Linked DNA regions of Mus musculus: region 2 is linked to region 1. Evidence: chromatin loops called from intact Hi-C (ENCODE). Cell type or tissue: left cerebral cortex. All regions are shown on one strand.

What was found. Hi-C counts contacts between places; a loop is a spot of excess contacts. Peaks named below come from ENCODE experiments on the same cell type or tissue, not always from the same donor. Only the 100,000 strongest peaks of a DNase experiment are listed, where the experiment ranks them.
Region 2: it touches region 1 in a loop (4-fold over the local background); 5 of 42 quality-filtered maps call a loop at or near these places.

Annotation. Positions count from the first base shown.
Region 1 is chr9:102,623,023-102,631,022 of GRCm38, reverse strand. It overlaps Cep63 (centrosomal protein 63), which reads left to right and starts at 4,899. Exons shown (of 17, transcript NM_001081122.1): 1 at 4,899-5,119; 2 at 7,430-7,467. The coding sequence starts at 5,042. It overlaps Anapc13 (anaphase promoting complex subunit 13), which reads right to left and starts at 4,727. Exons shown (of 3, transcript NM_181394.3): 1 at 4,677-4,727; 2 at 1,135-1,260. The coding sequence starts at 1,233. In left cerebral cortex, CTCF peaks have their summits at 3,947, 4,803 and 7,095; DNase peaks (open chromatin) are centred at 3,920, 4,450, 4,747, 5,236 and 1 more place; H3K4me3 peaks cover 2,201 bases; H3K27ac peaks cover 2,155 bases.
Region 2 is chr9:102,831,489-102,839,488 of GRCm38, reverse strand. Ryk (receptor-like tyrosine kinase) reads right to left here and starts at 4,569. Exons shown (of 15, transcript NM_013649.3): 1 at 4,250-4,569. The coding sequence starts at 4,433. In left cerebral cortex, no CTCF peak of the experiment used is centred here; DNase peaks (open chromatin) are centred at 3,830, 3,908, 4,147 and 4,627; H3K4me3 peaks cover 2,340 bases; H3K27ac peaks cover 1,442 bases.

The DNA of each region.
Region 1 (8,000 bases):
TAAGCTGCGACTTGAATATCCACTGAACACATCCCACCTCTTACTCTTGAAAGAGAGTGCCGGTGAGTGAGCGAGTGGAGTCTGTTCTTTGTAAAACAGCAGTGCAGGTGATGCTCCTGGAAGTCATGCTGTGTTAGCTGCTCTTCCAGAGCGTGTGTCACACTGTACAGAGAAAGTCCCCAGACTCTGTTTGCCTTGTTCTTTGTTAGGCCTTTGTAACATCAATGAGTTTTTGTTTTTTTTTTTAAATCTACATAAGCAAAAGTGGGGGGTTACTTATTACAGAAGGTTCAACAACAGCCTTTTAAGGGAGTTTCCTAGAGATCAGCAAAGAAAAGGTTTACTGAGAGCTTGTATGTCTACAGGCCAAAGAAGAAAGGCAAGGTTGCCTGTAAGCAGCTGGCTGTGTGCCTGCATCAGAGGGGCTGAGAGACGGCTCAGTGGTTAAGGGCTCTACTGCTTTTGCAGAGGACACTGTTTGGTTTTCAGCACTCATGTTGGGTGGTTCACAACTGCCTTTAATTCCAGCTCCAAGGGACCCAACACCCTCTTCTGGCCTCTGAGGGCACCTGTACTCACACGCTCCTCCACTGTATCCCAGACCCTCACACATACACAAATGGAAATAAATCCTAAGGGCTGGGGGGATGGCTCAGTGGTAAGATCACCGACTCTTCTTTTAGAGGATCCAAGCTTTGTTCCAGCACCTGTGTTGGGTGATCTCTAACTACCTGTAAGTCCAGCTCCAGGGAATTTGATGCCTTCTTCTGTCACCCTCCCCATCTGCACATGGGTGGCAGACATTCTCACACTATACATACATACATACATACATACATACATAAATATATACATACACACACACACAAATAAAAACAACAAAAACAAAAAAAACCCACAAAGACTGGTAAGCCAGCAATGCTCCTTGCTCCTGGGTGTGATGTGCTAAACTCACACTTGGCATCCCTCTGGGCTTTTGTGGCTCCAAAAATCCGGGTATACTCCAGCCCTGGTATGACCTGTATTGAAGCTAGTTACACCAGGCAGTAGGATTTCTGGGCCTTAGCATTTCACTTCCCACCAACCTCCACTAAGTCTCACCACATTTTCTCCTGAGCTCGAATCACAACCTACCAGTGGAATGGCGACATCCTCATATGGCAGCTTATCTTCCCGCCAAGCATCATCAATCAGGTCCAAGATCCTTCCATCTCGCTGTACCTCACTGTCCATCCTCCTGCAGCTTTGATCTTGTCAGGCCTGTAAGCCAAAGAGGTCTTTTTTTTTTTTTTTCTAACACAGTGAAGGTATAGTATAATCCAGGACTAGGATTCCTCATACTTCCACCTTGAAACTGGTTTTGTTGCTGTGCTTAACATTACCCCAGGAAAGGCCCATCTTGTATGTGTCAGATGACAACATAAAGACTCCAGTTCTCTCCTCACCTCAGCTGACATGCTTGATCAACACACCAGGCTGCTAGTGGAACCAGAGAGCAACACAGGTCTTCAGAATAAGGTCCTAGAAGACACTGCGTGGAAATGTAACTTTCTTTTATCTTTACCATCTTATACAATCACCCTTCCCTGCTTGTGATGTCTTTGACGAGTCTCTGACTTGACTCAGACCGACTTACCTGAGTGTCAGCTCCTGCTCTTGAAGCCCTCCCCTACGATTTGGCACAAGTCTCCACCCGTCTTGGCCCAAACATTGGCAGTCTAAAGGCACAGGAGCTAAGGGAACAGCTGGGTGACACTGAGCTGGGATGTGTGAAGTGACCAACCATAGGCCAGCTGCTAACTCTCAGGGCAGGAACAACGTGGCCAGCAGGGCTTACCCAGGAAACCACTTCCTTTCTTAAACAGCATCCAGACTGAACTCAACAGAACTATCCAAGATCAACGGTGGCAGCTCCAGGTTCTCTATCCCTCTGGGCGTCCTCCTTTTTGTTTGTTTTTTTGAGAGTCTCAAACTCTCTATAGCCAAAAGCAGCCTTAAGCTTCCAATCTTCCTGCCTCCACCAATGGGATTGCAGGCCTGTGCCACCGGCTCTGGTTACAGAACCAGGGTGTTGTGTATACTACAGTTAAGCACACTGCCAACCGACCTCCATCCCCAGCTGAGGGGGCCCTGCAGGAGTCCAGGGAGGGAAGCAAACTGTCAGGTGAGAATGAAAACTGGGTTCAGACTGACTTTATCAGTCTTGCTTAGACTTGGGGGGTCTGATGCTAGGCGGTTTACTCCGAACAAACTTAAACATAGTATGATTTGGAAGAAAGTTTCCTGGTGTAATAACAGTTTCTGGTGCACAGGGAGGTGCAATTACATTGAAACTCGACTTAGGGTATGTTATTTCTTCCAAGACGATGGGTTCTAGAGATAGGTTACCTGTACTAGCTTAAGGGTCTAAGGAAGGTCATACAATAACATAGACATCATCTGGTCTCTTAGCTACTTCTGGAGCTTAGGGAACCCCTGCTTATCAGGGTCATTTAAATTACTAGCCACCCTCGGTCCTGGTTGTAGGTTGATGTGGCCTGGCCCAACAGATAACGCAGATCACCAGGCTGTCAATCACTTCCAATTCCCAGCTTTGTGGACTGAACAAGTTTTATATCTCTCACATTGGAAGAACAATCCTGCATGCTTAACATCTCGGCCTCCCTGGATATGTGAGGGTGCAAGAACTTTTGTGCTGTGATCCCAACACCCAGCCTACTTCCTTCTTGAAAGAAACAATGTATATGTGTAAGTTCGTGTGGAAGTCAAAGGACAACTTGGGGATTTTGGTTCTCTTCTTCCACCAGGCGGGTCCCAGAGATTGTACTCAGGTTGCCAGGCTTGGCAGCAAGCGCCTTTAAGCCACTAAACCATCTTGCTGGCTCTCTTCAGTGCCTGGTCCAAGTGCTCAGGATGCTTGCTAAGCTCCCAGACCACAGATTGTTCCACATTTTTCTCCTGAAACTGTTGCAGTCTAACTCAGTCATCAAGCAGTGCTTTTGGGTTTCTGGCTTCCAAGTTTGTTCCTTATCACAAACACACCCTACTGTGCTCCCTGCCACAAAGTGGCAACCCAAGGAAAGGTCTTGTGAGGATTAGTACCAGTGGCTCTCTCAGGAACTGTTCTGTTTCCGAGAGAAGGGAGACTCATACAAGAAACAAACTGTGCTACGCGGCTATGTGCTTGCCTCCAACAGAATAAAGGCAAGCAAGCTAGCGCTATCTACCTAGTCTGTAGGAGGGAAAGGGCTTTTTACTTTAAAAAATTAAACAACCTGGGGCCTGGGAGGAGGTTCAGTGGAGTGAAGTGCTTGCTGTGCAAGCAAAAAGACCTGAATTCAGATTCCTGGCACCCGCAGAAAAAGCCTGGCACGATGGCACACTTGTGTTCTCTGGGAAGCTGCCAGGCCAGGCAGTTTAACTGAATCAGAAAGCTCCAGGTTTAAGATTCAAAGTAATAAAGGAAGACACTGATGTTGACCTCTGGCCTCTACACTCATCTACAACTCCACCTGTACGCAGAAATCTCCCCCACCACCACAACTTTCGTGTACGCGTATACACACACACACACACTGAAGCTCCCTCTGCCACGTTAAAACCAGGTGATAACTTAGCAGTTTTCCTCAGACATAACCAGACCCTAGCTAGTGGATAACGCAAAGCCAGCTGAAGGGCCACTTCTAATCACCCCTCAGGGTTTGACAAGCCTTTTGTTTTTGTAGCTGAGCCTTGGGCTGCATTTCACACCTTCTGGTGCTGACTTTCCCAGTCCCTATGGATTGCACCTTTTTCTAAAGTGCTCTGACTTTCTCTCCAGCTTTTCAGCAGGCTCTGTCCTTGAATGCTTTGCTGCTTGCCTCAAATGATCTATGAAACAAGTCAGGTCAGCTTTGTGACTGACTGGCAGGGTACTACTGTCTCCAGCGGTAATGTAAGGATACCCAGTCTTTCCACAAGTTCGCCTCAATACTTTGTAACATGACTCTCTTCTACATGCTTAGAAACTAGCACGCTTTTCACCCACCCCCGTCCCTCATCACTTATGCTTGGCCGTCCTTCCAAACACATCTATTTTCCTGGGTCAGGTGCTCGGGTGCTCACCCTTTACGTAAACAGAAAGTTCCCCCGCTCCGGATACCAGATAATATCAAACTCTCAGCTCTCAGATTGTTTCCTTTAGACCCCAGGCTGAGTGCAGTCCCAAGGGTCCATTCCTTCACCAGTCCCCTAGATCTCTGGGCACAATACGTGACAACAGGAGGAAAGCTTGTCACATTGCCCGGATATCTCTTTCTAGACATTAGATGCGTACGTCCTATGAGACATACACACCTTTCATGCACACAGCTTTGTAAATGTATTTCTAAGCTACGAGCACGGCGCCTACACTAAAATGGCCCTCGGAGGCCACCATCCTGGGACACTACAGTCACCCGCTGCAGCGACTTCCGGTTCGAGGGGTGGGAGGATACTACATGCGGAAGTGCAAGGGGGGAGGTCGAGCGTCGCCATGGGGGCTCCGTTCCACTCCGCACAGCGTGCAGTAAAGAAGTGGCTCTGAAGCTCGGTTGAAAGTACCGGCCCGCGCCTCTGGAAGCGGTAGACGCCGGAGTTCGAGGGCGAACGCTTGGCCACCCTCGGAAACCCGGGCCGCGGGCGCGAAAAACCCTTACCCACTGCGCGCGCGTCGGCTTCCTCCCGGCCCCGCCCTTCTTCTGGGTCACGTGACTCGCGGCGCTCTCAAGCCCCGGATGTGGGTGAGTCCAAGCGCTGCGGCAGGGGGCGGGACGGACAGCGATTTGTTGTGACTTGCGCGCATCCCCGGCCGGAGGAACGGCGGGCAGGCCCGGGGGCGCGCTCCGCCGGAGGCGCGCTCTGCCGGGGGCGCGCTCTGTAACCGACCGCATGCCCCAAAGACGGGCGAGCTGCGGCTAACTGTGGTGCGGTCTCGGCCCTGGCCACGGTGGTGCCGCTAGGCTCCAGGCCTCATGGCCCGCGGCCGCAGCTCGTTGCGGCCCACCTGCCGCGGGGCTTTCCAATGCCGGGTTGCGGCTGCCCGGTCGTCGCGCCCCTGGGTTCCTCCTCCTCCCTATGGGACTCTGGGCTGGCCGGCCAGGTGCTTCGGCCTGCGGGAGGGCGGGCTGCGGGCTGTGGGCTGCATGGCTCCCGGGAAGGGACCCGGCTGCTGCTGCTGCCGCCGGTGTAGGACCAGGCCTTAGCGTTAGCCGCCCAGCGGGAAGCCCGCAGGGTTCCTTGGTGATGTTAGTATGAGAGGTGCGGAAATGTGGCGGGAACCCCTGATGGCAGGGGAATTGCAGATGGCTTCACGCTTTCAAGTCAAGCATAGGAAACAAGATTGGTGGAGTGAAAGTTTGGAAAGGGGAATTCCACAACAGCGCTTTCACGCGGAGACACTTGACAGTGAATGGGCTTTTGTCCTTTACAAAATCGTGGAGTTAGTGCATTCTGATGTCAGACCTAGTTTTCATTTACAGACTGTAGACTTGTTGCCAAAAGTGCTCCCCATTCTCCCCAACTAGCGCTGGCTCTCCTTTGTAGCTATGATCTGGAACTTGCAGTGTAGACCAGGCTGGCCTCAAACTCAGAGATGGGCCTACCTATGTCTCCTAATTAAGGATCCGCGCCACCTCGCCTGGCTTTCTTGAGGCCAATTTAGAGTTTCAAAAATGTATTACTTTATTATAGCTCTTTGTACAACTCGAATATTTGTATTTTATATTTTGTATGTAAGTCAGAGATCAATGGCTATAGTTATCTTTAGCTTTTTACACTTTTTTTTTTTGTTTTGTTTTTCGAGACAGGGTTTCTCTGTGTAGCCCTGGCTGTTCTGGAACTCACTCTGTAGACCAGGCTGTCCTCGAACTCAGAAATCCGCCTGCCTCTGCCTCCCGAGTGCTGGGATTAAAGGCGTGCGCCACCACGCCCGGCTTTTACACTTATTCTTAAAGGCTGCAGCTTAACGATATGATGAAACGAATTATCTTATTTGGAATGCAGCGCCATTTTTAGGTTAATTTTTGTCCCGTGCTCTCTGTCTTTTACTGTGTCGTCCTCAGTGGTCAGTATAGTAAAGGAGGCTGCGAAACTAAAGAGGGTTAGAGACTTAAACCACAGACACATGTCCCTTTAAAATGTGTATATGCTGAAGTTTCAGAAACAATGGAGATATTGTTAATCATGCTGCTGCTGCTTCCTCCCGTGGAGCGGTAGGGACCGGTTACTTAGGCTTTCCTGTACTGTGTGGTGGCTGATGGTGACAGCATTAGTCCACACTGTCATAGCTTAAGGTGCTCCCCATGCCAAAGGCTAGAGTTGCTTTTTTAAGTTTTACAAAAACCACAGTACTATTTTTACATCAGTACAAATTTATAAAAAGCACACAGTGTCAGTGTCCGGTGAGTTCAGGTTCTTCAGCTATTCCATATGTGCTTGTAATACCAAAGTTGTAGACTTGTAGACCAAAGTCCTACAGAGAACTGTCAGCTGCATTCGGTTGCTAGGCCTTCAAAACCCTCTAATCAATAATCAAAACCCTCAATTTCTTTCTTTCATATATATACATATATATTATATACATGTATTATATGTGTATATATGATATTTTCTTTATTTACATTTCAAATGTTATCCCCTTTCCTAGTTTCCCCTCTGAAAATCCCCTATTTCTCCCCCCCCCCCAAGCAGGTTCTTACCTCCCGTTTCTTTATCACTCAGGTTTAGCTGGTTGTATATATTTTTGAATTTATGCCTCTACCTCTTCTATGACCTCTCCTTCACTGGCTAAATCTTGAACTACACTATCCAGTGTGGCAGTCATCAGCCAGCCCTGACATTTTAAATGAACTGTTTGGTTCCCCAGATGCATTAGCCACATTGGAAATGCCCAGCACACACAGGCTGCCTAGTGGCTATTGTCTGATTAATACTGATAAGATGTTTCCATAATTACAGAAAGTTCTGTTGCAATACAATGATCTTTTGAAATACAGTGTTAGATTCAGCCTTGATTTTTGATGGCAGGTACAAGAAAACTCAAAGGTATAGGTTTTATATTATAAAAATTATCTGTTGCGTTCATTGTCAGGGAGACTTGTAATGTCTGAGTCACCCCACTAGGGATGTTAGAATTAAGCTGTGTATGTCGGGGTTCCTGTGCTGTTTGCTCAGTTGAGCCACCATGAAATTGCCCAAGAGCCTTTGGTCAATAGGGAGCTCTTCATGGCTAATAGTGCCTGGGCCGATTACTGAGTGAGAGCCACCGTGGTGCTTTCTAGTGGCGTCATGTGCCCAGTGCTGCTTAGCTGGCACTCTTATGATGAACTTGCCTTCCGCAGCTGACTATCCTGAAGTACAGTTTGTACAGGAATGGCAAGCAAAATGCTTAACTCCGTTCCTTTCTTTTCAGACTACAGCAATGAATTGGTGGCCTAGCAACCTCCAAAGGTAACCCAAGGGCTCCACCTTAAAACAAACAGATAGACTTGAATGTGTTTAAATCTGTGACGTAGCAACCTCCAAAAGTAACCCAAGGGCTTTATCTTAAAAACCAACCAACCAACCAACCAATAGGCTTCTATGTGTTTACATTGTTTGAACATATAACAATTTTTTAAAAAGATTTATTTATTATATGTAAGTACACTGTAGCTGTCTTCAGACACTACAGAAGAGGGCATCAGATCTCATCACAGATGGCTGTGAGCCACCATGTGGTTGCTGGAAATTGAACTCACGACCTTCAGAAGAGCAGTCAGCACTCTTAATCGCTGAGCCATCTCTCCAGCCCCAACATTTTTTTGATACCTGAAATTGTATCATTTCCTCCTAGTTTTGCTTTAGCTGGGTTTTTTTGTAGTCAAGGATGACCTTGAACTTAAGATCTTCCTGCTTCACCTCCCCAGTGCTAGGATCCCGGTCAGTGCTGCTGCTTTCCTCTCTGTGTGGTAGTTAGAAAGCACTGTCATCGTCCCTGTAAA
Region 2 (8,000 bases), 210 kb before region 1:
TAAAAAGCAAACAAACACTCCCCAAAACTGAAGGCTTTGCAACCCAATTAACAAACTTCAGAATACCAGAGTAATTCCAGAGTAAACCACTCCGGAATTCTAAAAACTGTGAAGGGGGTGGGGGAAGGAGCTAGAAAGACATGGCTTTGGGCTCTTTATCTGAAATCCTTACAAGAGAAAATAACCCTCCAAATTGTGAACAAAAATTATGTTCCACCTAATATTCTAAAGTCATCCAGACCATCAACAAAGTGTGAGGGTAAAATGAAAATTTTCAGACATAAAGGACCTCAAATAATATCTCTTCCCCATGAACCCCATCCTTAGGGTTCCCCTGAGGATACACACAACCAGCAAAGAAAAAGGAGGACAGGAGACCAAGAGAGGACAGAGAGGTATAAAGTGCTACTGACCAGCCTGAAGCAAGGGATGGATGACACTAAATCAAGGAAGGTACCACTGAGAAGAATCCAATGGAACTAACAGATGTCTTAAAGTGCTGCCTGAAGGGGACTGGGGATCAAAAGGCACTCAGCGTGCTTCTTGGGGTACCCGAGAGAATATATGTACAGACACAAAGCAAGCTAATCAAAAAAAAGTTTAAGATCCAAAGGGAAAACCCGAACAAAGGGGGTGAGTGTGGGAGGGGGTGTCTACCAGTTCATATCGAACTCAGAAAAGGGCAATGTATTTGTACGCTATAGCATCGATACTGACCATCTGAGGGCACAGACCAGACCACTGTGGCAACTGACTGCTGGTTTAAACATGCACTGGAGGATTAAAGATGGCTCTGTGGCTAAGAGTGCTGGCAGCTCTTCCAGAGGACCCACGTTCAATACCCAGAACCCACATGGCAACTCGCAACTGTCTGTACCTCGAGTTCCAGGGGATGCTATACCCTCATACAGGCAAAACTCCAATGCCCATGAAATAAAAATAAATGTTTTTTTTTAATTAGGTATTTTCCTCATTTACATTTCCAATGCCATCCCAAAAGTCCCCCATACCCACCCACCCCCACTCCCCTACCCACCCACTCCCCCTTTTTGGCCCTGGCGTTCCCCTGTACTGGGGCATATAAAGTTTGCAAGTCCAATGGGCCTCTCTTTCCAGTGATGGCCGACTAGGCCATCTTTTGATACGTACGCAGCTAGAGACAAGAGCTCCGGGGTACTGGTTAGTTCATAATGTTGTTCCACCTATAGGGTTGCAGTTCCCTTTAGCTCCTTGGGTACTTTCTCTAGCTCCTCCATTGGGGGCCCTGTGATCCATCCAATAGCTGACTGTGAGCATCCACTTCTGTGTTTGCTAGGCCCCGGCATAGTCTCACAAGAGACAACTGGGTCCTTTCAGCAAAATCTTGCTAGTGTATGCAATGGTGTCAGCGTTTGGAAGCTGATTATGGGATGGATCCCTGGATATGGCAATCACTAGATGGTTCATCCTTTCGTCACAGCTCCAAATTTTGTCTCTGTAACTCCTTCCATGGGTGTTTTGTTCCCAATTCTAAGAAGGGGCAAAGTGTCCACACTTTGGTCTTCGTTCTTCTTGAGTTTCATGTGTTTAGCAAATTGTATCTTATATCTTGGGTATCCTAAGTTTCTGGGCTAATATCCACTTATCAGTGAGTAGATATTGTGTGAGTTCCTTTGTGATTGGGATGTTTTTTAAAATTAAAAAAAAAAAAAACCCACCTGCCCTGGGGAGTCTGATGAACAAGGAGGACCCCAGAAGACAAATGTTCAGTCCACACTAGTCTAGAAATTCCAAAGACAACAAGGGAAAGACAAACTCCACCACAGTTGTGTGAACTACGCCCACTGGGGCAGTGGGACCTGGAGGGCAAAAAGCCCAAAGGCAGGGTGCTGATGGCTTCTGGTTCAAGGCCTTTTTGCTATTATCCAATTGATTTCTATTATGTGCAGCTAATGTCTGGATTAAAAGCACTTCTCCTATCAAGTACAGCCAGCTCCACAGAGTTGTCACTTCCAACTTCCAAGTTCTCACCTGGCATTCTGAACCCTGGGTCTCAGCAACACTGTAAAACTGACACTAGCTTGCCTGAGCTTTTGGAAGTCACTTAACCCTTTACGCAAAGGAAAACGTGGTGGAAAGCACTATCTCCAACAGTCTCGCACGTACACACCATCACAGCCACACTCAGGAGGCCCAGCAAACGTCCCAGTACTTGCACTTTGCCACCCAGACAAAGCCAGATGGGAATCCTTCAACAGCAGCACAGCTGAGGGAAACGTAAAGGGACAGAAAGAGGCCCTGGTTCTGCAAGAGGACTATCTAGAGACCACATTGTAACAGGACAACTCAGCTTGCATGGAACTGAAATACCTAAGGGTGGATGGGAGCATTAATGAGCCATGCTCCCCACTCTATTTCACACACTACTGGACCAGGTGCTCATCCATCAGGTGCCCCCTCAGCTACTGTCCTAAGAAAATCAGTTCCAGGCTACAAAGGTATCACTTCACGTACTAATGAACAACAGTCTCTTTTTTAACATGCCATAATCAAACTTCTAAATGCACATGCCCTTCAATAACTTAGTCTGCAGCCAGGAAACACTGTCTTGTGTGGGTATATATTATATATGTAATATATGAAATAAACCATGTTACCTTCAGCAAGTTACTGAAAGCCTTACTTTTCTCATCTCCCATAATTGCCCCACTGGGTAACAAGAAACTGAAACAACATGTTTAAGTCCATATCAAGCCCCAGCTAGATGGCTCAGCAGGTAAAAGCACTTGTCGTCCAGTCAGATGACATGAGTTTGAGCCCTGGGACCCCCTATTAATAGTGGAAAGACAGCCCACACCTTCAAGGTGTCCTGTGACCTCCACAGAACACATCGTGGTACACACACACCAAAATAAATAAAAGTAACAGCAAAACTCTAACACGCAACGGTAGGCACATGTACTCGTCTCTGTCTGCTGCCAGATATCTCTGTCTCCCTACTTCCATCCTGGCTAAGGCAGGAGAGGAAATACATGTCAATAAAGTCACAATTACGTAAGTTCTTTTAACAACAACAAAAACAACCCTTACAAAAGCACGCCTAGGAGCCGCACTACAAATCGTTATTTTTTCCCAAGCCTTTCTCCCATGCTCCAGGCGTAACTCAGATGCCATTTCAATTCTGCTAGACTAAATTCAGCTAATTCAACTAGACTATAAGGAAGGTTAAATTAGGATGTTAGGAAAACACAGTTCTTTAGTTAAAGCCGATAAACCTACACATACAACTATGTCTAAACAGTCTGCTAAAAGCAGTTTTCATTCCGAGGCTAAACTCTCTCAACAGACCCTAAGAAACTCTTCTAACAGGCAGAAGGCTCTCTGTGAGCTTGAGGCCAACCTGGTCTACATAGTGGATTCCAAAACAGCCCAGGCTACATAAAGTCCCTGTCTGGAAAGGAAAAACAAAACAAAACAAACAAACAAACAAACAAACAAAAAAACCTCCTCTAATACACACATACGCATACACACGCGCGCGCACACCACACACACACACACACACACTTGGGGGAGGCATACTCGCTCACTAAAAAAGTGACACTTAATGGATATTTAGGGGGAGACCTTTCCAGTTCCAACACTTCACTCTAAAACACCCCGATAAAAAGTGAAGGGACTGCCTTAATGCACAAAAGACGGCAAAAGCTGGGTATCCCTAACTATCAGAGACTTCCTTTTGATGGCTGGCCAGGCCTTCCTTCAAGGGCTGATTTTCAGAATGCACAGAGTTCCAAGCGGAGGGCAGAGTCGGACTCCCCAAACAACGGGCTAAACAGGTAAACGGAACCACCGCCGACGGACCCCAAAGCCAAGTTCTCCTCTCGCTTCAGGGTCTGCAGAGTAGGCAAGTGGCCTGGAACGGCAGCATCAGGTCACACTCAAGGAACCCAAGGCAAACCCCGATGCTTGGGATCCGGTCGGCCCGAAGGTGTGCAGGATGCCACACAACTCAGGGCGCCCGGCTCACCTTGCCCCCCACTCGCTAACCAGAAAGCAAGCGCACGGCGGCGGCGTGGCCTGTGGGCCACCCACAGCAGGCTAAGGAGCGGCCACCCGTGTCCCGAGCGCCGACTCCGAGGCTCCGGAGCTCCGCGGCCTAGAGTGACACGCGCAGGGAGGCTGCAGAGAGGGAGAGAGAGAGAGAGAGCGCGGGCGGCGCAGCGGCAGCACCGCGGGCTCACGAGGCCCCGGGAGCCGCGCCACTCACCAAGCAGCCGGCGCACCTCGTCCTCGCTCAGGTAGAGGCTCACGCTGGGTCCCGCAGGAGCGGCGGCCAGGGCCGGGGACCGCGGGGCGGCGGCGGGCAGCATCGCCAGCAGCAGCAGCAGCAGCGGCGGCGGCGGGGCCCTCAGGCCGCCGCTCCCCGGGACGCCGCCCCGGCCCGCGCGCATGGCCGCCGCCGAGCAGGAGCGTCCGCCGCCCGCCGCGCCGCCGCGCACCCCGGCCCCGAGCGCCTCACAGCCCCGAGCCGGGGGCGGCCGGCCAGCTCATCGCGCCGCCGCTTCAGACCCGCCGCCCGGGAACGGGAGGGGGTGGGGGGGCGAGCTGCGGGCGGAGACGCGCGCGTGCGCGTGCCCGCCGTGCGCGAGGGCGCGCACGCATGTGCCGCCCGACCGAGAGCGCCTGGTTCTGGGGCGCGCGTGCACGGGAGAGCGTCTCAGACCTGAGGTCGGGGTGGGGGCCGCGCGTAGGGGTTGGTATAAATAACATTACGTTGTTTGCCAGGCTGAAACGCGCGAGGAATAAAGGAAATGAGTTAAAGAGACACAAACTAATCAAAAACAATAATGAAGTGCCCTGGCCAGGCGAAGGGCTCTAGGCTAATATAGCCAGTCCCCAGCCCAAGTCGTTGAGGCCTAGAGTCGGTTGGTCTCTTTATTCTTCCCCAGGTGCGCCCTGAGTCTTGGATGCTGTCTCAAAAGAAAAGAATGCTGTTTTATTTAGTGAGAAGGGACGGGTACGTAGAAATCTTCCCTTATCCCACCATCAGAGGTCAGCCTCTAGTTAGCATGTCTGTTCCCTAAAATTCACATGCCACACACTTTCCAGAAAGCAAAAACAAAAACAAAAAAAACTCATAAAACCTTAGTAAACTTTTTATTTTGTATTTTGGTTTACAGTTTGTTTGTTTGTTTGTTTGTTTTGAGACAGGGTCTCACTATGTAGCCCTGGCCCGCATGGAACTTGCTATGTAGACCAAGCTGGCCTTGAACTCACAGAGATCTGCCTGCCTCTGCTTCCCAAGTGCCAGGATTAAAGGCCTGTGCCACCCATGCCCAGCAAGCTTATTTTTACATGTGACGAACTTTTATTATCCTAGTTCTCCTTTACTGTAAATCAACCTGTATCTGGGCTTTTAACCTGTGGTCCATGCCAGCCCCCCCCTCCAAAACATGGAATGTATGTGAGTGTGTGCTTATGGCTGTACATGGCTGTCTGTGTGCATGGGTGCTTTCACATACTGGAGAGTGGTTTTTACATTTCATCCCTTGCTCTAGGAAGCCCTTGTCTCCCTAAACCGGTTAAGGATCTCTGATACATCCCAGAGACTCTGATGAAGAATTTGGGGAAGCCCCAGTCAAGCTTACTCCACAAGCCATCACTCAGGCTGGCTCCCAAGCATCCCTTCTCACTTCCTCCAGAACAGGGTCATCCCATCCCTGTGACCCGTTCACTGACCTTATGCCTCCCTCCTTGCCTGTGGAGAGCAGCTGCTTTCTGCCCGGCCTAGCTTCAAGCTCCCAGTTGCCCATCCACACGCAGGCCCTGAGAGATATTACCTGTATCCCCTGCCAGGGCAGGGAGAGAGACCGAAGAGGAGGATAGTTGGATCTTGATATTTTTCCCCCCTCTCTCCTGTAGTGAGAGGGATGGATTCCATTTGGAGACAAGCTGGCCTCAATTTGTCAAGCTTCAGTTCCCCAGCACAGAATACAGTGCCCTGCAGGAAGAGACCAGGAAGTGGGCATGAACTGAACAAAAGCATGCCATCAGTGAATGATGAAAAACACAAGTCACCTGTGGCCACAGCTACCTCGTAGGGAACCAGGGCCCTGCCAGGAAGGACTCTAGGAACCTATGCTGTGAACAGGGCTCTCTACTCAAGAAAACAAAGGGGGTGGGGGCGGAGCCGTCTTGAAAGCAAAGGTTTGCTGTCTACATTTTTTGCAGCAAGCTAATAATCTCCAAGAATGGAAGCTGAGTCTTCTAGAGGCTGGTTTACTTCCATATCTTTAGCCAGTGACATCTTGAGATACTATGATACAATATATCCCAAAGGTGTCAGTCAAGCGGGACTAAGCACTGGTATTTATCAATGGTGTGGCCTTGGGAAAATTAAACTCTCCTAGCCTCGGTTAAGCACCAGCGGTAAGGCCTGACTTGCAGGGCTTTTACAAGGATTTAATTGGAGAAGCTATAAATAAAACACCTGGGCGGACACTGGGTGACTGCTACAATTGTTATGATTACTGTTGACATAATGAACCCTTCCTTCTAATGGCCACTTCTGTGTAGTTTCATCACCAAACAGTTCAAATGAGGTATCCTCCAAAAGTCCCTTCACTAACCCCCCCTGCATAACCCAGAGCCTGTACCCAACATGAATTTTTGCTGTATGAAGCACACTAGGGTGCAGGAATGCCAAAGAGCTTCCTTCAGTACTTACAAGGATGTGAGCTTTCATCCGTGCTATGGGGGAAAACTTAAGGGTCTCTGCGTGTGACTCCCAAACCAGCTGCTTCACCGGGGAATTATAGAAATGCAAAGTCCTAGGCTCAAACCCGACTAAGGAGATAAGGAGAGGAACAGCTGGAATTGGGGGGCCAACCTGTGTTTCCGTGAACCCTAAAGGTGATTCTGGTATTGGCCCCTCAGCTAAGAAAGGCTCAACTCCTGCCTCTCCTTTGATCTGTTACGGGTGCCTCCCCACGCCCGTATCCACACCCCCACACCCCTACCACCCCCAGGGCACCTGCCTGCTACTGTCTCGCTCACTCAGTCTGTTCCCAACAGCCAAAGCCATCCTGTAAAACACCAGCCGGATGCATTATTCACTGGCCTTCTGACTGCCAATATCTCTCTGGCTCATCTAGAATAAAAGCAAAGTTCTTGCAAGGAGAGAAGGCGGGTCTCAAGCCCTACCTCTCCCTTGCCTTCTGACTGTATCTCCTACCTTCAGCTACCATGGCTTCAATTATGGCTTTCTCTCTCTTCCAGTCTTAGGCGCAATCCTTCCTCAGGAATGTTTGTTCTGCCAACATCTTTATTGCTTCTTTTCCCACCTCCTTCACATCTATATTCACATATTGATCTCTGAATAAGAAGAAAATTGCAACACTCTTATTGAACTCTCAGACTCCAGACTCTTCCTATGTCAGACAGAGTTCTCTAAGACTCTTCTCTCCCCTGCCAAGGTGTGGGTGGCAGTCTCTGACATTTCCCAGTAAGCCTCAACATCTAGATGCTGGGAAGTTCTGACGTCTGCCTGAGGTTTCTTTGTCCCCAGGGAAAATGGAGGCCACGGCCATGACCACACTCTGCCCACCTACCGCCAACCTCCTTGGTTTTTCCTGTCACTGTGGCTGAAGACATAGTTAAGAAAAGTCAGGACATAACACTTGGTGTTCACTGTTCTAGACACAGGCCAGCTTTAGGCTTGAAATACCACAGGATGGATGCATGGAAACACAGCAGGCTGGTCACAGGTTGTGAGATGAAGTAACAGGTGTCTCATGCATGGCGCTGGCATAGCCTCAGCATCTCCACTGGTTGGCACCCACAAAGATATTCTGGCAGCCCAGAGTTCACAGAGCCAGGGGCGCCCCACCCCTACCCCTGACTGATTTATATTCCCACTAGGGTCCTCTGCTGGATTACCTAAGAAGGCCACTCTGTAAACCATCTCTTTCCTCACGTAAGCCAACCCAGTCCCACTATAAACAGATCAAGCATTAGAG